2 separate regions of the Homo sapiens genome follow, and region 1 is linked to region 2. A link is an interaction called in ENCODE POLR2A ChIA-PET data of the cell type or tissue named here. Cell type or tissue: IMR-90. All regions are shown on one strand. Each heading gives the region's core, and the rest is flanking DNA. Links, peaks and the distances in the headings are about the cores only.

Region 1 (6,584 bases), core at 1,020-6,019, 160 kb after region 2:
TGCTGAGGAGTGGGAGAGTGGACATCCTCAGAAGGGATGAGCTCTGCACACCCTCCCTTGGTGTCTGAAGGAGGTGGTGGTGGTACCCCTTGGCCACCATCTTATATTCTTCCTCCTAGCCCTTCATATGTACCATGGTAACAAGACCTTACCCTCTCGTAGTTATCACAGGGCTGTTCAGCCAATAAAATGCTTTTCTGTGCACTGTCTCACTTGGTTCCACATCACTGCCCTGTGAGGGGGGCAGGAGAATCAGCATCAGACCTAGTGAAAGAAGGACATCCAGGGAAGTAAAGTGGCCTGTCCAATGTCACACGGATTATCAGTGAGAGAGCTAGGACTCCAATTGAACTTTTCTTAGTGCAAGATATGAATTTCGCCCACAATATGACTATAAAGCTCTCTTTCTCAGGAGAGGAATGGTGGAGAACCACGTCTTCCTTCCTCGAGTGCCCTTCCTCCCTAACTTACACTGGAGTGGTCTTATCAGAACTCTCTTTCACTGGTTCCTGATCTTCCCTGGCCTTCCACGTGCAGGTATCATTTAAGGCAGTGGGGCTCAAAGCTCATTAATTGTCACAATTCCCCTGGTGAACTTTAATACCTCTCCCAAACCCTCTTCACCTCTAATAATGGCAGAATCCTGGTCCCAACCCCTTCTTGACTTTGGCTAATATTTTGACCCTGTTGCAGGTCAGGATCTCCAGAAGGCAGACTCTGAGACATAGTTAGGACTGCAATAGGTTTATTGAGAAGTGATTGCGGTGAAAGAAAAAGAGCAGGATTGGGCACAGGAGCCATCAAATGGCATGCAGATCTGATAAAGTTCCTGCCAGTCCAGTGAAGAGTCCTGTAGCAGAGAGCCTGTTAGAGGAGCACTCATTGGGTGTAAATGGCCAGGTCCTGTACTACTGCCTTGCTCAGTTACTGTCTGGGCAAGAGTGTGACCTTGAGAAGAGTGTGACCTTGGCTTGCAAGCTGAAGAGGCTAACAGCTGGAGGTTGTCTGTTCCCCACAGCCCTGACAGATGGGCAGTGACTCTTCTCTTAAAAGCAGGTCTGAGCTGTACCTCTCCATCCATGCCACAGACGTCTTTTAGTACATTGATTAGTGTTGGTTAATTGTTTTATGTTTTTAGGTCTTACTCAGTAACTACAGTAAAACCTTAAGAGTCAGGACCATTAAAAAAACTCATTCTGCAAAGCAGCGCAGTAGATTTCCTATTAGGTTATAGGTTGAATAGGAGAAAAAAAATAATTGAGTGCCTCTGGAAAAAAAAAGATGTTGATCTTCAAAACATCCACAGAAGAGAGATAAATATTACCTCTCTTGGTAACTTGACATGTTGCAACTAAGAACAAATGATACACATGAGCTTTATTTAAAATTTAGTTAAGCTTCAGGCTTTTTGGTCTGTTAGATGGCAAATATTTAATGCACTAGTGGAAACAAATTCTTAAGGTTTATACTTTGGAAGATGAATAGGTCTAAGTCAGTCACAACTCTCAGATTTAGATTTGATTGACTAACAGGTACAACCTTGCAAAAGAAGCTGGCTGTGTTCTTGGGTGATGGGCTGGTCGTGATGCAGGTTACCAGCCCTTAGGCTTTTCTTTGTTTCCATGAGGGCTGCCACAGAACTGGCCCTAAACACTTCTGTAGCACTCTCAAGCTCAGGGAATGAATTCAGGGTCTGATGAGTGCCATCAGAAATACATCTTGCAGGAAGAGATAGTAATTGGAATAGTTGTGAATCTAGCCAGATACTTTGTATCATCCTTGTGCAGTATTACCACATGTTAGATCTTCCTGTCGTTATTTAGAAGTAACAGCTAAAGCAATCATTCCTACACACTTCATTTTGACAGTGCAAAAGCTTTAAAATATGTTTCCCTGATGGCAAAATATGCTTGATAACCAGAGAGAACTATCCTTTAAAAAGCAGTTTTTAGTGCACAAACAGCTGTCTTCCATTTTTGGCATACAAAGGGAACAACTAAAATGACTAATCTCACTAAGTATTACAATAAAAGTGCTGACAAAACCTTAACTATATACTTCACATCTTTAGTAGCCCTGTAATTACAGCTCCAGTTTAAAAAAAAAAAACAACAAAACAAAACCACAACAACTTCTAGAGCACATTTAATTGCTATTTGCACTTATCATTGTCTTTCTTCCCATAGGAGGGTTATACACTGACCCCCAATATCAGTCATTTATCTGTCCCGGAAAGGTAAATGTGTTATTGAATACGACATCTTTTTTTAATGTCATTTCTATTATCCTAGCAGATACTCTGGAGGATAACTAATAGTGCTTGATCAGAATTGGGGCTTGGACAACTTAGTAAATATCATGCTGCCATCTATACTTTATTAACTGTCAACCTGCATTGATTTTTATCTTTTCCTGTACAAATAAGTTTTGTGAATTGTGTATCAGTGAAGCAGAAGCCTAACAATAATCTCCAGGACATTATATTTAGAAAATGTTCATTTAAAAATATGTTTAGGGTTACCAAGGGATAAATAAAGGAGATTTTTTTTTTAAATCAAGTTTACCTCTGTATTACTTAATATATTTAGGAATTGTTCCTCAAAAAATCATCAGGGCTGTAGGTAAGTTTGCAGTCACATCTGCCTTTCCTAACATGTTTTCTTTTTTTCTTTTCTTGCTTTCTTTCTTGCTTTTTTTTTTTTTTTTTTTTTTTAGGTGGAGTATGTTGCCCAGGCTGGAGTGCAGTGGCGTGATCTCTGCTCACTGCAACTTCTGCCTCCCAGGTTCAAGTGATTCTCGTGCCTCAGCCTCCTGAGTAGCTGAGATTACAGGAGCATGCCACAGTGTCCAGCTAATTTTTGTATTTTTAGTAGAGAGGGGGTTTCACCATGTTGGCCAGGCTGGTCTTGAACTCCTGACCTCAGGTAATCCGCTTGCCTCGGCCTCCCAAAGTGTTGGGATTACAGGCGTGAGCCACCGCGCCTGGCTTCCTAACATGTTTTCATTTTCACATTTCCTCTTGGAATCCTGTAATGAGCTGGAGATGGGAAAAGGGATTTATGCTTCTGATCTTTTTTGAGACCCACTGGTGGGAGAGTAGGTGTTGTGACCAGTGTCTGTGGTGGCCTCTATAATTCTTAGTCCCACCTTGGACATCCTTGTTGGTTTACGGCATTAGGATGTTGGCCCCTCCCAGGAGGGCCTGTGGAGCCTATAGCCACATTCCTGCAGGTTGCAGCTGCAATGCTTAATCCTGCCAGTCTGACTGTACAAAGGACAACATCCTAAGGATAGTTAGGAGCACAGAGTCAGATGCTGGGTCTCCCACTTAGAAAGTGCATGACCTTGGGCAATTTTGCATAGCTTTTCTAATTCTTAGTTTTCTTACATGTATAACAGGGATACTACTACTACATCGCTATGAGAAAAAATGAGATAATATGTATGAAGCTCTTAGCACACTGCCTGGCATAATGAAAGCATTCAGAAAGTGATGGCTATATTTATTATTTTGACTAACAGGAGACTCAGACTACAATGCAGCACGTCCGGAAAAATGTTTAGACACAGGAAGCTATTCTGGAGAAACTGCTTACATTAAGATTCTTTTGACTGTAAAGAAACGAAACCTTGTTTGAACTAGCTTCCGCCAGAAGGAGACTGAATGAAAGTCATAGGGCAAAGATGAAAGGTAGAGTAAGCCTCACAGGGTGGGGCTGGGAGCTAGAAGGCACAGCTGGGCTACTCTATCTTTTCATATCATCGTGGCCTTCCCATCTCTGCCTCTGTCTATGCTTCTGTTCCCTCCCGCCCCGTCTTGACCAAATTCCTCTGCTTACTCACCTTGCGTATGACTCCAGTGGCCTTCCCGACAGCACTGATAGCAACTGGCTTGTGTGTGTCTTGATACACAATTTGTGAGGGTCTGATTGGCCCAGCTCATCTGTTTGAGCTGGACCACATGAGTCATAAGCCACTGTCTAGCTAACGGATTGAGTTCTCTTTGGTCAGTTGTTCATCATGATCCAGTCATGGCCCATGCAGTTAAGATCATATGGGAGGATAGAGCTGCCTCTTTCAGACCAGTGGGCAGAGCAGGTTTTCTTGAAAAGATTAGGAATATCTAGTACAGTTTTCCTGAGAGACTTGACCACCCTGCTGCTGGCAGTTTTGGTGATTTAGTCCTAATGACAAGGACCCAATTATGGAGAAGTAGAGAAGTCCTAAAAACTGGTGGTGTCTCTACTTGTCTCCCCAAATGTGGCTGCTGTCAAGGTAATTGCTCAGTGAAGAAGTGTTTCTCCATCTGTGCCTTTCAGGGCAGAAGGTCAGAATGGGAAGGACTATGCCAGATTTTTCCAAGCATAGGAAAGAGCAAGTAAAGAGACTGGGGATGGAGATGGGAGGAGGCTAGGGGTAGGAGATAGTTCATGTGGGTAAGGATGCTAAATCAGTGTGGCTAGCTTGTTGAGGAACTGTGACTCCTCAGGGAGGTCAGAGAAAAGCAGGCGTGGGAAGTCCTTTAGGCTCAGGGAAGTGGCTGACCCAAGAGGGGGAATACATTCTAAATTCCTCTGGCACAGAGCCCCAGGGGCCTGGTGTTTCTCTCTGTTCTGACAAGGGAGGTGGCTGTTTGCCTGGCGGAGCTGCTCACTGCAAGCTGCAGCTGTGCCTCATTCTCCCATGTGACATTGAGTTCTCTGGAGAGCTGGACCAGGGCAGCTGGAACAGGTTAGTAAAGACAAGGATTCCCCAGATGTGTAAATCCTAAACCAGACAAGGAGTTCTTCATGTTCTCCCCAAGGAGGAATGGTTTGGAGTCACTGACTACAGTTAAAATGCAAAAGAAGGTCTGTTGCTGTGGAGATATCTGGAATAGGGCCTAGCCCTTGAAGTAATTGATAAACACCTGAAGTCCTCGCTCCTGGTCTTGCCCAAAAGTCTTCACATTTTCACTTTGGTTGGGGGAGGTGGTAGCTTGATTATGACAAAGTCTCCTGGTCTCATTTAGTTGCCTTTTAGCAAATAATGTGACCCATTGTGCCAAGTGGATGGGAAGGGAGCTTCTCTTATTCCCTGGGCAGTAACCAAATGGTCTTAGACAAGAGAACCAGCAATTCAGGTTTTGGATCAGTGCTTTTGTGCCCCTTACAGAGAAGGGAGAGGGTGATGGACAGCAACATGGCGAGGAGGGGAAGTCCACAGAAAGCAGTCGCCAGCAGATTGAAGCAATGATAATTAAAGTAACAACAATAAGAGGTACCATTTATTTAGCACCTACCATTAGGCCTTTGCACACATTTATTTCTCCACAAGCCCTGCAAATTAGCTATTAAAATATCTGTTGTACAGATGAAGGAACTTAAAGTGATTAAATAACTTGCCCAAATCCAGACAGTGGCTAAATTGGAGTCTGAGACTCAGTCTATCTGACACCAATGTCCATGGAAGTTCTGCTACCATTCGCTGATTCTCCAGATTGAGATGCTAAAAATAATAAAGAGGATACAAACAATTAAAAAATGAAAGAAGTTTCACTTAGAGGTCTGGATGAGAGAAAGAAAGAAGACGAGACACTAAGCCAGAATGGGAAGAGAGAGGCACAGGAAGGGCAGCCATGGTCCGGGATTTGAGGATAGCATAGATTCACTGAAAAGTTCAGGTCGTCTGGGTTGTCTGGGCATGTGGGTTTAGGACCCCTTTGCTAGGGAAAAGAATAAAGCTCAGTTGGAGGGTGCCAAGAAAAGGTGGAAAATAAATCCATATACTTTTCCCAGGATTGTCTACATTCCAGAAAAGTTGAAAAGGAGTGTTCTTTAGAGTCCAAGAAGAAAAATCAGCAAGAAGAAAAATGCCTTTGGGCATTTTTTTTTTTCAAAACTAAAAAGCAATGTATTTATCTTTGCCAGCATTCAAGTAACTAGAAGTATTCTGGATGGGGCCACATTTCAAAAAGCTCTGAGTAGGCGCACAGGTGCAATGCCAAATGCAACAGCTGAGAGGCCACCTCCCCACCCCGCTGGCCCTACCCCCTGCTCTGTCCCCTCCAGAGTAGCAATGCTAACAGCTGACCTACCGAAACATGCAAATCTAATGTTACATGACAGGGACTAATCCATGTGTGAACTTCTGAAAAGTGAACTCTTCTCTTTTGGGCACTTCAGATTTTCATTGGAAAAATCATATTGTGTTGAGAAAAATTTCTAGAGACATCTTTGTGTTCTGCTAATTAAGTAGAAAAGTCCTAAATTTCTCTATTTGTCAATCTTTATGAAGGTTTCCCCAGAATATAAGTCTCTCCATTGGGAATACAATAAGTGAGGAGAGCTCAGGGACTGAAGTTTTCATCATAAAGAGTGATGTCTTACTACAAAGAGTGTCAGCAAAATCTTAAAACACGTTGGTTTATTTTTAATGGCAAGACAGTCTCTATATATGATCATGACGCCTCCAACTGTATGAATTGCTACACAATGTGCCATGTTCCTTTGTGACTCCAGGGATGAGCTTATTGAGACATGGAGCAGTGTACAATGTGAGGCACATCATTTTCTAAACTGTATTCTGTAAAAACTACTCCCAAG
Region 2 (6,584 bases), core at 324-5,323:
ATCAGTTGGGGAAATTTATGATATTATTACTGTTTCTATGGTTATAATCTTTCACTCACCCCAATCTTTTGTACAGATTTCATAGGTTCTTTCTTCACCAACTTGATATAGAAGGCAGAAGGAAGAATAAAAATCAACATAGAAGCTGCAGATGCACCTGTAAAACAACATTTATGTTTCTTGAGGATTCAATGAACCACTCGTCATTCATTCTTTAAATCTTAAAATCCCTGATGTTTGAATCCACTTGGATACTTTCTAAAACTTACCAATAAAACCAAAGATATCCCTAATAGTTGGGACAAAGATGACAAGTAAATTGGTAAATGCCAAGATAGACACTGTAATGAGACTATGACGCCACCAACTGAAATCTTTTGATGCACACAACAAGTGAGTTACAGAACTCCGGATCTGCAAAAAAAATAAATAAAATGTATTTTAAAAATAGCAGCAATATAAAATTTAAAAATCCAGCTTCAATGAATGAAAAGAATGCCCAAGTAACAAGGAATCTATCCAAAATAGTAACTATTTCTAAATAAAACTGTGCCTCTTTCTCTGCTGTTTCCTGAACATCTGAACACTTAAAGATCATTTTATATCTTATGGTGAAAAAAATGTCCCCAGGGTATTTTGAAAATATACACTGTATTTTTAAAAAGCCCCTTCAAAACCACCACCAACTTAGTATTGTTCTACTGGTGTTTCCCTTCTTCCAGAAGATGAAAATCTCACCAATATTCACATGTCTAAAAACTCCTTCCTACTGAAAGCAGAGCAAGTGATTACTTACTGGGAAAATAACTACTGGTACTGTCAGGGTCACAGCCATTAACACAGCCAGACGGACAATGAGAAGAAGAATATCAGTTCCCAAGATAGAAGAGTAGGTATGAAGCAATTCTGACTCAACATGTTCTACAGGGAAAGACCAAAAAAACTTTGATTGGCTGTTTTCATTGGACACCAAGTAGAAAATTTAACAGCAAAATGTGCACCAGTTATTTAGCTACTCACAAAACGACTATAAACTAAGAGGCTAATAAGATTTGTTTGGAATTATAGTTAATGCAATTAAAGTAACATTGAAGGAAAATTTTTCTAAATACCACAGAGATTTAGCCACATGACTCCCATTAAAAACAACAGGAGTTAAGCAGCTAAATCTCCTGGCTTGGCTTGCAATTTGTGTTTGTGTTACATAGTCTGAAGGTGATGGGAGAGGAGACAGGCAATATGAACTCAGAGGCTGGCATATCATACAAATATGCCATCAAATGATTAATGATATTTTCAAACCTGGATTCTAGAAATTACTGATTAAATACACTACAGAAAATTCTAAGCTCTAAATTTAATTTCTCATCACAAATATGAAATATATTAAAACAGACTATTTTTAAAGTGATGGAACTACACATAGAAAACTAGCAGCTTCATTTCAATAAGCGTTTTTTTTTGTTTTTGTTTTTGTTTTGGTAAAGGAGGCGTTACTTACCGTAAAATGTTAGGTATCCAAAGAGGGCGGCAAGCAGATACATGAGAAACATAGCAAAAAATGAAATCTTGGACACATTCATCATTCTTCTACGGCTGCGGCTATGTAATTCAAGAGAAAATTCAAATATATATTTCAGCAGCAGTTACAGCAATTGTCTAATATTTTCTCAAATTTATGTAAAAATGAAATACTCACTCTTTCAGTTCTTCATAGATGGGAAGAACAGCAGGATGACAGACAAATGAAAAGATCAGAATTGGCACAGCATAGACAGTCTGAAAGAAAACGTAAAAATCTACTTAATCTGATGTAACGAACTCATGCTGTCACATTTCCGCAGCATATATTTTATGTAAACAATCTTAGAATCAAAGCCTAAGTTTCCTTTGTGTAATTAGCTTCCATTCTTCTAATCTGTTCATGAAGTATGATCAATATCCTCACTTCTGAATGTGTCAATTATTAGCACCATATGATTATCTCAATTCTCAATCTATTTTCAGATGTAAACCAAAACTTTCTTCACAGTCCTCAATAATTAGCTAATCACATGTTTTCTATAAAGCACCTATTATCCTCCTCCCTTTACCCTGGGAGTGAATAGCTTCCCTCTTTTCTTCCCTAAACTCTTCTTTTGAGAAAATAAGCATATTTAGTTACCTGTGAGTTGAAAATAAAATAGTGAGGTCTGCAAGAGTCATTTTCAGTCACGTTATGTGACAAAGCAGGTACAAGAGCTGTTGGCTGTGTTAAGGTGGTGTTTATTGTTTCGTTAATTATCAAAGCAGCTTCCACAGGACACGGAACCTGAAATTTCTTGCAAATGACCTAAAAATATATTATTTTGCATGTGTTAAACTAAGTGACATGGCAGGGCTTATAAAAAATTTTTTCTAAAAAAAAAATCATACCCACCACAATCAGAAAGAACACCATACACAACAAGGAAAGGCCACTGGTATATCCCAAATATCCTATAAGGAGGGGTGGCAGGAATCAGTATTAGTTTAATGAAACAGATTTAAGGCAAATATCTTTTTCCCACTGAATAACTCAATTCTGCTGGGAAGACTTTAGGCACTAAAGTATGTGTATAGCACTAAATTTCTAATTCTTATGATACTAAATTATAGATTTATTTAAATATACTTGTCATAACCCAAGCTAATAAAAACTATCATTTGCATTATTTCTTACAAAGCACAACATATAGTGTCAATTAAATATTTTGGCTCCTAAATTTTGCATGCTGTAAGTCCCAAAGATATACCTTTCTACTTTCTAGGGCTTTTTCATTCTGATTAATTTCTATTCAGAGAAAGCCCAACTAACTGGTGAGAGGCTCATTTCAATTCTCTTTAGAGATGAGTTTGCTCACCTAAATTTCTAAACAGCGACAAAGGAAGAATGACCACCAATGACACCAACAGAACCAAATAGTTCCCGTTCAGATACCACAATCTAAAGAAAACAGAAACAAGGTCAAAACAGTCACAAATATCCTCTGAAAAATATACACATCTTCTAACAGGACTCATTTCATAGGAATACCATGAAAACAAACACACAAAAAAGACATGTTTGGAAAAAGTTTCCCCTGTTCAAGATAGGAATAACTTTTTAATTTTGTGTGCTAGATGAACATTTACTCAGGTTAGAAGTCGGGTATAAAACAGTGTAACTTTTGTCCCACTACTTGCTCTGGGAAGGCTGCCAGCTGATTCATAACACAAAATGCTTCTCAAAGACTTGATACTAATGCAGGGAACAAAGCTTGTTTGTTAAGCCAGTAATCTTATCTTTAAGCACTTTCAGAAAAATTGTACACCAACTTTGGTACAGCTTTAGCATGTAATTTCTAATGCTGGAAACTAAAAAATTTTAAAACAAGTTTTTTTCCAGATGCGTTAGCAAATATTATTAAATATTTCAATGAGGAAACGTTTTCATAAAATGCACAGGCAAACTGCCCCCCCCATAAAAAAAATTATAAAACTCAGTCCCCCAAACCAGGACTTATTCCAGGTTATCAGAGTATGTTGTGACATCTTGACCCACCTTTAACTCCAAAGACAGCCAAAAATATCCCTTTTGAACTTTAGAAAACATTATGTATATCCTCTAAGCCTTTTTCTTTTTAGGTAAATCATGAATTGCACTGTCTTCTAAATCACTATTTTCAAATTCTAATTGCCTCATGAATTCTGTTCACTTCAGCAGTAAGCACTCTGCAGAACACCAACACTTAAAGATCAGCTTAAAAAATTAAATTTCTAAAGCCACATCTGAGATAACAGCACTTCTCTATTTTGACGTAATGAGCTGCACATAGGGTGGGAAGTAAATTATCCTTCCCCATGTTTACTTTAGATAAATACCTGTGAGTTCACTGGGATGAGTAACTTTGCTAGAAGAAAATGGTTTCTATAGCATGCCCAAACATTTTCTGGCACATGTTGAGTATCCCTTATTCAAAATGCTTGGGACCGAAGTGTTTTGGACTTTGGAGTACCTGCACATACATATTTGAAGTATCTTGGAGATGGCACTGAAGTCTAAACACAAAATTCACTTATGTTTCCTATACACCTTCTTAAACCCATAGCCTAAAGGTGATTTTATACAGTATTTTAATTAATTTTGCACACCTGTCACGAGATCAGGTGTGGATTTTCCACTTGTAGTGTCATGTTGGCACTCAAAAAGTTTTGGATTTCAGATTAGGGATGTCCAGCCTGTATTTTGCATTGAACAGATTAAGTCTTAAGAATTCCAAACTTACAAAAATAAGACGGATTAATTTTTAATGTAATTCAAAGCTTCAGTCCTCACTTAGGATATATATTAAAAACACCTATAACTTCTTTAAGTATGAACATAAAGACAGAAAGCAAGTTCTAGAAAACCTGTTTTAGAAATTAAGATATCCAAAATTGTAGGGCTAGCTACTATCTTTCGGCCTTTCCTTCTCCAAAGTTCGAATCAGTTTACGGGGATGGGGGGCCTTCTTGGTCAGTTTCAAAAGGAACATTTATGGATAATTAACTAATCATTTTGTATACAACTTTGATAAAAATGTATCTAACCACTTTTGACTATAATTGTTTCTTATGAGTAACCTTACTTAGCACCTACCCAGTTTTATCTTCAATGTTCGTTAATGCCTGGATCACCAAAGGCAACTCATATTTCACTATGAAGAGGTAGCTTGACATAGCTGGAGGAAAACAAAATTATACCATTACAAGTGCAAAACGCGGCACGTGACACTAAAACGCATGTGTCACCATTCTGTGCTCCACAATGAGCATAAAGTCTACCCAAATAATCTTTTGAAAAATTCTTACCTCCAATGTTCTGCATTGTAATTGATCCAGATGCTGCAAGCTTTCCAACTAATCCAAATGCCTTATATCCCAATTGTTCATATAATAAAGACCCTACAATTTGAAGACAGAAGCATGAAGCCAAGGATTTTAAAAGAGAAATAAAATGATAGGTATACATTGTTTTAGAAAAATCAAGAATGCTATCATACCTCCTTCATTGGCAGTCTTCAAAAGGAGATGAACAGAATACAGGGAAAATATTGACACAAATGTCAAGAGAATTCTGGTGAGAGAAGGAAAAGGCATAGGGTTATAAATAAGCATGGCTATATTTAAAGACAACTCTTTCTGGATGTTTAAATAACATTATGTGTGCAACTTGTCCTATTTGTGTCAAAATGCCCTGAAGAACTGGCATTTCCTCTCCTACTAACTGGAATGGCAACACTGTCTCTTGGCTGGCAGTAAAAACTTGCATCATTTCTCAGGTGATAGTTCTACAGCATTGGTTAGGAACAAGGATGTCTACCCACTGAGCCAAACATAGCATGAGACACTGGAAAGCTCAACTTCCCAGTGATGGAGTTTGAAACTTGTATTTTGATTCTGGCACCACAATAATGAGCTGTATGCTTGCCACCTTTCTGCATTTCAGTAGTTCCCCTTATCTGTAAAATATTAGTAATATCCGCCACTAAACCCAGCCCACAAGGTTCTTGGGAAATTCAACTGAGACACGTTCAGGAAAGGTTTTAAGACCACATGGACCGTATACACAAAAACAGGAATGACAGGCCAGGTGCAGTGGCTCATGCCTGTAATCCCAGCACTCTAGGAGGCTGGGGCAGGATGACTGCTTGAGGCCAGGAGTTCGAGATCAGCTTGGACAACATAACATAGGGAAGCCACATCTCTACCGAAGGAAAAACAAAAAGCCAGCTGTGGTGGTGTACACCTATAGTCTCAGCTACTCAGGCTGAGGTGGGGGTATCACTTGAGCCCAGCAGTTTGCCACTGCACTCAGCCTGGAGGACAAAATGAAATACTGTCTTTTTAAAAAAAAAAGAAAGAAAAGGAAAAGAATGGTAAGGGGGAAATGACACTAACATGATACTAACATTTTAAGAGGCACTACAAGCTTTACTAACAACTGGGCACAAATCAGAGAACTAACCATTGTGATGACATACTACATTGCACCCCATGGCAAGGAATACAGGCCCACTATTGTCACAGTTAAACAATGTCTGTGCTAGAACAAGTAGGCTATCAGCTTGACTGTCTCTAAGCCTTTCCTCCCTTGACCCTTTCACTTGGATTGAGCAACAGAAAAAAAATAAATAAATAAGGTAACATAGAGTGACTAAAGGGACCCTAATGTCACCTAATTTTCCTTTAGGGTAAGGGTTCTCCCTCATTCCAGCTTTACTTTCCTTCCACCTAGGAGAGCCCAGAGATACAGACTAATTTTTTAAAGAAATTAAATAACAAAACAGGGAAACTCATAGAAAACCTTGCAAAGGAGAAGAGTTACATGTTTTTTAATTCCGTATGAACAAACTGCACGCAGTACCATGTAAGGTGCTGACAAAGAAACTGATGTCTATTAGTTAAACAGAGGAAGTGGCTTTACACTACCATTCTAAATGCCAGAAGTTTTACAGGACCTAGTCTGAAGTGACACTATCAACCTCACTTCTAACTGGAGAAAATATGTTGGTTTAATTAAAAACAAACCAAATTAAGTCCTT

The links. ChIA-PET counts read pairs that join two places held together with the same protein. Peaks named below come from ENCODE experiments on the same cell type or tissue, not always from the same donor. Only the 100,000 strongest peaks of a DNase experiment are listed, where the experiment ranks them.
Region 1: POLR2A ChIA-PET joins it to region 2 with 15 read pairs; 14 of 35 experiments call an interaction of 5 or more read pairs at or near these places.

The regions. Positions count from the first base shown.
Region 1 is chr12:46,520,413-46,526,996 of GRCh38, forward strand. All of the region lies in intron 3 of SLC38A4-AS1 (SLC38A4 antisense RNA 1), which reads left to right. Among named protein-coding and RNA genes, the nearest start is that of SLC38A4-AS1, 140 kb to the left of the region's middle. In IMR-90, for the core only: no CTCF peak of the experiment used is centred there; DNase peaks (open chromatin) are centred at 3,939 and 4,609; H3K4me3 peaks cover 1,087 bases; H3K27ac peaks cover 3,981 bases.
Region 2 is chr12:46,362,225-46,368,808 of GRCh38, forward strand. SLC38A2 (solute carrier family 38 member 2) reads right to left here. Exons shown (of 16, transcript NM_018976.5): 5 at 5,043-5,116; 6 at 4,852-4,944; 7 at 4,640-4,721; 8 at 2,883-2,965; 9 at 2,420-2,478; 10 at 2,165-2,332; 11 at 1,700-1,779; 12 at 1,502-1,602; 13 at 797-921; 14 at 270-414; 15 at 60-157. Among named protein-coding and RNA genes, the nearest start is that of SLC38A2, 7.3 kb to the right of the region's middle. In IMR-90, for the core only: no CTCF peak of the experiment used is centred there; a DNase peak (open chromatin) is centred at 3,237; H3K4me3 peaks cover 579 bases.